Linked DNA regions of Mus musculus: region 1 is linked to region 2. Evidence: chromatin contacts called from ENCODE Hi-C or POLR2A ChIA-PET data. All regions are on one chromosome and are shown on one strand. Each heading gives the region's core, a stretch centred on a gene start or an enhancer-like site at or near the end of the contact. The rest is flanking DNA. Distances are from core to core; before and after follow the strand shown. Region 1 has its middle 29 kb from the start of Glt28d2. Region 2 has its middle 67 kb from the start of Fam160a1.

Region 1 (4,502 bases), core at 1,578-4,077, 45 kb after region 2:
TGACCAAGAACTGGGAAGAAGAAAGGGTTCCTTGGCCTTCAGTTTCATCATGGAGGGAAGCCAAGACAGGAATTCAAAGCAGGATCATTAAAACAGACGCCAAGGGAGGAACCCTGATCGCGGGCTTGCTTCCTCTGGCTTTCTCAGATACCTTTCTCACCTGGCTCAAGCCACCTGCCCAGGAGTGGTACCACTCACCGTGGGTGGGCCTTCTACAGATTAGCAATTAAGGACATAGCTCATAGACATGCCCAAGAGGCTAATCTGACTGAGGCAATTCTTCAGTTGAGGTTCCCTCTTCCCAAGTGTCCCAAGCTGATAACAAAAGCTGACCATGCAGGGCAAGAGGCTGAGGAAGTGTGTGTGTGTGTGTGTGTGTGTGTGTGTGTGTGTGTGTGTGTGTGTTTATGTGTGTGTGTGTATATGTGTGTGTGTGTGTATGCGTGTGTGTGTATATGTGTATGTGTGTGTGTGCGTGTGTGCGTGTATGTGTATGTGTGTGTATGTGTGTATGTGTGTGTGTGTATGTGTGTATGTGTGTGTGTATGTGTGTGTGTGCGTGTATGTGTGTGTATGTGTGTATGTGTGTGTGTATGTGTGTGTATATGTGTGCGTGTGTGTGTATGTGTGTATATATGTGTATGTGTGTGTGCGTGTATGTGTATGTGTATGTGTGTGTATGTGTGTATGTGTGTATGTGTGTGTGTATGTGTGTGTGTATATGTGTGTATATGTGTGCGTGTGTGTGTATGTGTGTGTATATGTGTATGTGTGTGTGTGCGTGTGTGCGTGTATGTGTATGTGTGTATGTGTGTGTGTGTATGTGTGTGTGCGTGTGTGTGTGTGTATGTGCTGTACACATATACTTGATCAGCTAAGTTGCCAATTTCCTATTTTTCCAAGCAAAGACAACTCATTTGAAGCCATTACTATTGTTAGATATTTTAACAATCACATAATGTAAAAAAGGATATTTTAATACCCCCAAAAGTAGGAAGGGCATGACCTCAGACTTTTCTAAACCCCTTGAAACTTTATGACGTTCTAGAAAGGCACCTGCATCTGGACAGTTTTGCAAGCAGTTTATCAGGTTCCATCTCAGCTACGAATTATGACCCTGCTCCCCACTCCCACTACTCCATTACCCCTCAAAAGGGAAACCTACATTGGAGAATCCATAAATATTATAAATAATAAATGAGATATTTAAGACTTTCCAAAGTGGGGGGTGGAAATTTCATTCAGTTGATTAAGAAGGACTGGTCTGAGGTGGAGGAGGGACAAAGCCACAATGACACAGTGAAAAGCAGGACCGAGGCCCCTTCAGGAGGCACCTGCCTGGGCCAGAGACTAACAAAGGGCAGTCAAACGCTGCCTGCAGAGCTCGGACGGTGGAAACCACAAGGAGTCCCCTGTGGAATTCCTATGTCACAAGAAGCATATCAGAAGAAGCCAGCAGAAGCCTGGAGTTTAGTGATAAATTCTGGCAATTTGAAATAGATTCCAGTGGCCTCTTGTTATAGTTCTTGAGGTCCTGTTTGAGAAGAAAGCTCCATCTACCTTGTACAAGAAAAGTTCTAACCACTGTGTCTGCGTCTTAAGCCATGAAACTGACCACATCCTCCTGGAAATCAACTCATTTGCTTTTTCTGATGTGGCTATCCCATCCTTCAGGAATTTGCTCCTGATGGTAACATGAAGATGGTGTCACTGGTGGAAATCAGAAAAGCAAATTATTTCAGAAAAGAATAAAAGTGAAAAACTAACAGAAACATCCACTCAACATTGTCTACTGGATCATAAAAAGATTTCATCTATTTGATCATCCAAGAATGTTTTTGAATCCCTACATGTACCTATTGTATGTCAGGCACTTGAAACAAAAAGATAAAGATCTCTCTCTTATCGAACTTATGTCCAAGCAAGGGGAGAGAACAGACACAAGGCATTGCATAGCATGCAAAAATGCTGCTTTCAAAAGGAGTGAAACAGTATCAAAGGAAGGAAAAAGTAAAAACCATGCAATGATTAAGCTAAGAGAAGGGGCCCAGGAGCAGTGTGATGGGTCCATGTCCCTTTCAGAGCCAGAATTCTGCCATCCCAGATCAAAGAGTCAGGCAGAGCAACCCCCACCCTCTTGCTTCAGCAAAGGCAAGATCAAAGAATTGAAGACCCATTGGGACTTAAAGAATTGAAGAACTGTCAACATTAAAGACAGCACCTTACATAGGAGGAAACAGAGGCACACAAAGTCTAAATAACTCATCTTAGAGCAGAAGAGGGCTGAAAGCAGAAGGGAGACCCAAGACTCCAGCCTTCCAGTAACTTCTTCAAAAGTAGAAAAAAGAAGGTCAAGTCCTTTTGCAGGTAAGGTAACTATGCAAGTGGCATGAGCTATGTAACAGCAATAATACACAGCAAATACTTACAGGGCACTCACTCACTTCCTGCCAGAGGCTGTCCTGTCAGGAATAATAATCTGAAATCATTCCCACATCCCGCCCCCTAGGGCCAACTCTAGTGTTAGTGCTTGCACTTAGCTCTTGCAGTCAACATTTCAATAGTTCCATTGTTTGTCTGTTTTGTTTTGGAGGTGTTTGGTTTGGTTTTGGTTTGGTTTTGATTTTTTTGTGGGGGGAGGTTGAGCCAATGTCTCTGGCCCAGCATAGCTTCTAACTACTTCTGTAGCTGAGGCTGACAATGAACGTCTGTTCCTCCTGCTTCTGTCTCCCAAATGCTGAGCCACCACACCTGACTTCTGCAGTGCAAGGGATCAAAGCCAGCACTTCCTGCATGTTACACAAGCACTCTACCACATGAGCTACAGCCCCGCGCCGTATGCTCACCCACATAAGTCTTATGACCCTCAGCTTAATGCAAAAGCTGCACTTGTAGCACCTTTGGGGGCAGCGTTGGGGACTGAACCTGGGCAAGCTCTGTGCTAAGCAAACGTTCTACTGTGCTAAGCCAAGGAACAGAGCTAATTTTAAACAGCTTACTGATATTCATTCAGCCACTGTCAAGGTGCCAAATGCGTGCAAAGCCCTTCAAAGAGTACAACTAGTGGGAACACTCTCTCCAAGCACATTCTAAGGCAGTAAGGCAAGTTAGGTGCACCACTAATGGTGGCCACAAGAAGTGAGGGCCAGGAAAAAACAAAACAAACCAAGCTGCCGTAGGGTTGAACAGAGAAAGGAAAGGGGGTAAGCTCGAGCTTTGTTGCAGTCTACGTGCAGACAGAAATGTGATCTGTCTAATATTCCTGTCCACAGGGTAAAAATAAACCAGTTGGTCAAGAGAAAGAACAACTATTTTTGATACTGAGATCAGAAAGAACTGTACCCTGTGCTTCCTAGTAGAAGACTCTGGTTAATGTAGTAAAAATCCAGCAGATAGTTTTTTCTACACTCAACAACAGTGATCAGTTTTCATGGAGAGGAGCAGTTCCAGTTTTTTGTTTTGTTTTGTTTTGTTTTGTTTTGTTTTGTTTTGTTTTGTTTTGTTTTTTACATCAGGCCATTTAACATGCACACAGTCAGAAGAGTGCTCAGCTCCCCCCCCCACCCCCCCCACCCCCCGCCTGTGCTGTCCACAAAGGAGACACTGCAGCACAGCTGACCCTCTTCAGACAACTGCACCTCTCCAGCTGCGATCAGACTCTGTGAGGGTCTGAAAATGCCACCGTGCTGTCCGACTGAAGTCATTCTTTCCCATATAAATTAAATCACAAAAGCATTGTGACCCTCCATAGAAACGAAAAATAGGTCACCAGTCTAAAACAAAGTGTATCGATTTAGAAATGTTTACCTTTCTGTGATGGCACTGGGAGTGTAGGCACTGGAAATCAAACCTGGGTCCTGTGGAGGAGCAGCCAGTGTTCAGAACGCTAAACCAGCTCTCCAGTCCAGGCTTCATCCACTCTAGCCCCAGCACTCAGGAGGCAGAGACAGGAGGATCTCTGAGTTTGAGGCCACCCTGGTCTACATTGTGAGTACCAGGACAGCCAAGGATACCCAGAGAAACCTTGCCTGGAAAGAAAGAAAGACAGAGGGGGTGGGGGGAAGAGAAGGAAAAGGAAAAGGGAAGGAGAGCAAGGCAAAGCATGAAGGGAAAGAAAAGAAAAGCTGACCAGAAAAAGTGGCTTGAGGCGATAATTAATAATGACACTACAGAATAAATGAAGGCAGCAAACTAGTTATTTGGATAAGTATTTAATATGCTATGTATTTAACTAAAAAAACTACTGGACTTCTTTAGTTAAAAATATTTTTGTTATAATGGCATCTACTTTATCTTCTGACCACTGAGAGAAATAGAGTTTGCCTTTTACAAAAAAAAAAAAAATGTTTAACTTAAAAAAAGATCTCTCTTTAAAAAAAAAAGGTGGGGGGGTGGGGCTGGTGAGATGGTTCAGTGGGTAAGAGCACCCGACTGCTCTTCCGAAGGTCCAGAGTTCAAATCCCAGCAACCACATGGTGGCTCACAACCATCTGTAACAAGAT
Region 2 (4,866 bases), core at 1,737-4,236:
GACAGGCCTGCTGGGTATTTATTGTCAGGTATATACAATAACTGGAAGTATCCTGAGAGGCCTTTTAGGAGAGTTTCTAAGAGAAGGTGGGAACAGGTAGCAACAGAAGGCTGGCAAGCACTGGATTTTGGCCTTCCCATCTTTACTGGAAGGAAAGACTACAGCCAGCAAAGTCCTACCATCCAGCTCCAGAACAAGGAATGAGGACAAGAATCATAGAATAATAGCCCAGCATAGTAGCACAGAGAGCTGGGGGCAGTGCAACCTGAAAGTCAACGAAGAGCTCAACTCCAAGGAGAGTCTAGTCCCACACTTATTTTACTTGGAAGAAAAATAGTCCCCTAATCTGTTTAGTCATTGATTCTGATGGTTACTTACAGGTGAGCCTAATCCTAGCCTGACACATCACCTACTAGATGCTTTAGTAAGATAAAAGCATATATAAGTGCCAGTCATTATTTCACTCATTTAAATACTCCCTAATTCTCTCATACAGTCGATAACATTGAGCATCTGTACTGGGTGACAAAAACTCAGAAATAAATAAGACCCAGCACCAAGTCTAAAAGAGACAACTAGGCAACTAAAACAATATTTAACAAGCCCTAGGACATGGAAAGAATGGGGCCTGGCTGCATGTCAGAAAACCCTACTCCCAAATGTGAAGAAGTCAATGGAATGGATTCGAGAAGGCTTCCCAAGGTGATGGACAAGCTCAGAGGGAAGAGAGGGAAAGTGTGCTTCAGGAAGGCAAGGTCAACCACAGAGGCCGAAACACAGCTTGGCAGAGGTGGGATGGAGCAGCTTTCTGCTGGGGACCCACGAAAGTATAGGCTATGTTTCCTCAGCTAGACTAGATAACGAATTCCTTTATTATATTTTCATTACAATAAGGACGAAAATAGTCAAAGACTAATCAAAACCCATCATTTCTCCTTAATTTCCTACCCCTCTGAGTGTCCAGTATCACTAAGGAGTTACTGACTCTCTTGCAGCTCTCTGCCTTATGGTGTGGTTCTTAACCATCTGGAGCCCCAGAATTGGTAGGGCTTTCTCACAATGAAGTAGCCTCTAGAGAAAGTCTGCTGTCTGCCGTCTGCCTTATGGATAACTGACAGTACAAGAACTGGGCTGGTTTAAAAAAAAAAAAAAGTGTGTGCAGATCACATTTAACACTAGGAAGAATAATAACATTGAATGTTTAAAAACCAGAGTGGGGTATGAATGGGAAGGGTCATTAGTTATAGTGGTAGAGGCAGGGGTGATGGAGAACCAGTCTATGAATCCTTACAATGAAATGCAGAGATGGACACACAGTTTAAGGAAGATGAAATCAAAAGGTTCAATCAGGCAAGCAGGAATGAGAAGGTGAAGAGTAAGCCTGGATTTCTAGCCTTGTCACCTGTGCTGGCTAGTTTTATGTCAAGTTGACATAAGCTATAGTCACCTGAGAGGAACTTCAACTGAGAAAATGCCTCTATAAGACTGAGCTGCAGACAAGTCTTTAGGGCAGTTTCTTAATTAGTGATTGATGGAAGAGGGCCCAGTCCAATGCGGGCATGGTTGCCCCAGTCCTGGGTTCTATAAGAAAGCAGGCTGAGCAAGCCATGAGGAGTAAGTCAGTAAGCAGCACTCCTGCATGGCCTCCATCAGCTCCTACCTACAGGTTCTGTCCTATTTGAGTTCCTGTCCTGACTTCCTTCGGTGATGAGCTATGATGTAGAAGTGTGAGCCAAGTAAAGCCTTTTCTCCCCAGGTTGCTTTTGGTCATCGTGTTTCATTACAGCAATAAGAATCCTAGCTAGTACAACACCTATAAGAGAAGAAAGAAGCACATGGGAGTTACACCCTGTGCTCTGCAGAAACAGTCTGGCTTGAATCCTGCCTCCACTGATAGCTCTGTGGCCTCAGGAAAACAGCTTGACTGTATGTGCGTTGGTTCCCTGCCCTGCAGAGTAATGGCAAAGATAACAGAATTTATCTTGGGATTTGCAGAAGAGTTACCAAAAGCTTCTAAACACTGGTTTGTAACAAGGGAGATGCCAAGAAAATGTTAGAAACACTAGGCTGATAGATGGCGGCGCCTCTTGCTGAGTTGAGAGATTGACAGGGCCACAGATCCAGGCGAGGACAATGGCTCTGGTTCTAGATTGGATCAGCTAGTAGGTGCCTGGGAGGAGGGACCGAGCTGTGGGAATGGGACATAACTTGATACAGACTAGTGTCGGGGTGGCATCCAAAGGAGGATATAGCAGACACAAAGAAATGCGTACAGAAAAAGAACTTGGAGGCTCCCATAGGCAAAATGTTGGGGGCTGGGAGTGTAGGTCAGTGGTGGAATATATTTTTATCATGTGTGAGGCCCTGGAGTCTGTCCACAGTTCAAACTACAGAAGAGACCGAAGCTTAGGAAGTTCCTCTAGTCAAGGGATGGACAGAGGGAAAAGAGTGAAAGACAAGAGAAAGACATGCAAACACCAATCCCAGTAAGAATACACTTAAAGACTTTTTTAAAAAAAGTTAGTACTATTGAGATGAAGGAGGCATCACTCTAAGGAAGCCTCATAGAGACCCCACACAGCTGGGCAGTGAGGGGTGGGGCTCCCTGGAACCACTGTTTAAATGATCTGTATGAACTACCCAGAGCAAATGCTTAGGAAACTTCTAAGTTTACAAGCTAAAAAACTCTTTTCACAGAGAAACTGTGGAGGATAAGCCTCAGGAAAACCTTAAAAAAAAAAAAAAAGAGTAATCTGAGTAGATTTGAAAAAAAAAAATCAAACTTTTCAAGGAAAGAAATCAAACACGGTTGGCTTTTATGAAAAAGAGTCCAAATTGCTGTTTGCAAATAAAGTTCTGGCCCCTGGGTTTCTGTTACCAAGCCCAAAGAAGCCATTTAGACTGCCTTGGCTCTGGAGCTGGAGAAGATAGATAGCTGCCTAGTCTAGACCACAGCTATGAGAACTATTTTGGAGAGCTGACTGGACTGCTGATAACTGGGTCACCTGAAACCAGCCAAACTGCTGGCAGAGCATGAGGTCAGAGGTCACTGAGTCCCAAGGCCCTTTGAGGGGAAGTGTTTGTTTTTGTTTTCATTGATGGGTTTAGTGTTGTGTTTTTGTTTAAGGGGGTGATTTGGGTAAGCATGTGAACAAGCTCTGAAAGGCTGAGAACCCCTAATCCACCTGCTCAGGGGACCAAGGGCAGGAACAGGTGTGACTTCAGCAACAGCACAGAGCTATCAATAGGTCTAGGGCCAGGCTCCAACCTGCCCTGGAATCAGCAGGGTGGCTCATTAACACAAACTGGACTCTGCCCTAGGGGCTTCTGACTTAACCCCAAAATATACATCTCTAACAAGTTCCCAGTAAGGATGATGGGGCTCAAACGAGGCCACTGTATAGAAAACTCCTGTCATGGAGATGTTAGAGTTGTTTTCTAAGTGTGACAGGAACACTCACATGCCCAAAAGATAAGGTATTTCAAAAACTATGCTGAAAATAAAACAGGTGCCAGGTGTGGTGGCTCACACGTGTAATCCCAGCACTTGGACTTCCATGAGTTCAAGGTTACCCTGAGCAAGTGAGTGAAATCCTGTCTCAAAACAAACAGACAAAAACCCAGAAAAGTAAACAGCACACATAATCAAACATAAATGTTCTAAACTATTAAGGTCTCTTAGACGAGACTTTCAATGCTAGGAACAAACCAAACAACAGGGAATGAAATTATGAAGTTCATAAACTGTATGAAGAGACAAAGGTGGCTAAACAAACAAATACACTTCAGGCACAAAAGAAGATTCAAACCTAAGAGATTATAAAGAGGTATGTGGAAATAAAAATGTTTAAACTTCAGACTTTTAGTTTTCGAGTTTTTTACTTGTTTGTTTGGTTTTTGGTTTTGTTTGTTTTGTTTTTAATGTCGCTACCTGACTGCCCAACCATAACTCATTTTGGAAGATCCTTTAGTGTTATTTACTTAGAAAACTCTAGTCCCGAACAACTCTTGAAGACAGATTGTTGTTGGAAATCATCTTTTGCAGTGGCCTCCCACTGGTTCTCACAGAGCCTGAGAACCCTCAGAGGCCTTCCCATCACCCACTCTGCGTGACTCACATCCCCAGCATGCTAGCACCACGGCTGCATTCCAAGGCCGCTCTTACTGCTACTCTCTTATTTAGACAGCTCTTAACCCTCAAATAGTGTATTCAAATATGTAATTCTCTCTCAACAGCTCGGAATATCTGTAATTGCCCCTGTCTGCCTGCTATTTGTCTTACTGTTCTGAGAACATCCCAAGTTCATAACAGATGAATTCTGCGGACGGCACCTCCTCAGGACACCCCGTGTGTGTTATGCTGTGCTGTCTGGATGCGTTAAAGTCCATTTCAGATCAATTTACCATTTGTGTTCCTGCTGTGCACCTTCAGTGTCTGTGATCTTTTCCTCCCAAGACATGCATGTGAATGTTAGATCCCTTCATTATCCAAGTCACTGTTACTCCTACAACATATGCTGGTCCCTCTGACTTCTAGGTATCCCACCAGACTTTATGTCTTATATATTATAATATTTGCTCTTATATCTCATATTCTCTTTGTAGCTCCCAATGTCCTCCTGACCTTGACCAAAAAAATCAAAAACAAAACACTTCATTTCTAAAAGTACAATACTTAGTATAACCATTAAAACAAAACAAAAACAAACAAAAAACAAAACACACTATTAAGAATCATTCTTTCAAAAAAAAAATTGCCTACTGGATCCAAGAGGCAAGAACAGGTTCCAAACAATGTTTATGCAGGTGAACTGCTGGGGAGGGATCCAGAGTTTGGACAGGATTCCTGGGTGCCCAGTCTTTACC

The links. Hi-C counts contacts between places; a loop is a spot of excess contacts on that map. ChIA-PET counts read pairs that join two places held with the same protein, here RNA polymerase II (POLR2A).
Region 1: a map of heart shows a loop between it and region 2 (4-fold over the local background). The contact joins two enhancer-like sites. A Hi-C loop is called at or near these places in 2 of 37 maps with a recorded cell type or tissue (both heart). POLR2A ChIA-PET finds 5 or more read pairs at or near these places in 1 of 5 experiments (Patski).

Annotation. Positions count from the first base shown.
Region 1 is chr3:85,855,889-85,860,390 of GRCm38, forward strand. No RefSeq gene overlaps it. Among named protein-coding and RNA genes, the nearest start is that of Glt28d2, 29 kb to the right of the region's middle. Within about 2 kb of position 2,828, at least 1 of the 3 ENCODE cell types and tissues checked has a DNase peak (open chromatin) inside an H3K27ac peak, as active enhancers do; it is heart, where a contact is called at or near this core.
Region 2 is chr3:85,810,310-85,815,175 of GRCm38, forward strand. No RefSeq gene overlaps it. Among named protein-coding and RNA genes, the nearest start is that of Fam160a1, 67 kb to the left of the region's middle. Within about 2 kb of position 2,987, at least 1 of the 3 ENCODE cell types and tissues checked has a DNase peak (open chromatin) inside an H3K27ac peak, as active enhancers do; it is heart, where a contact is called at or near this core.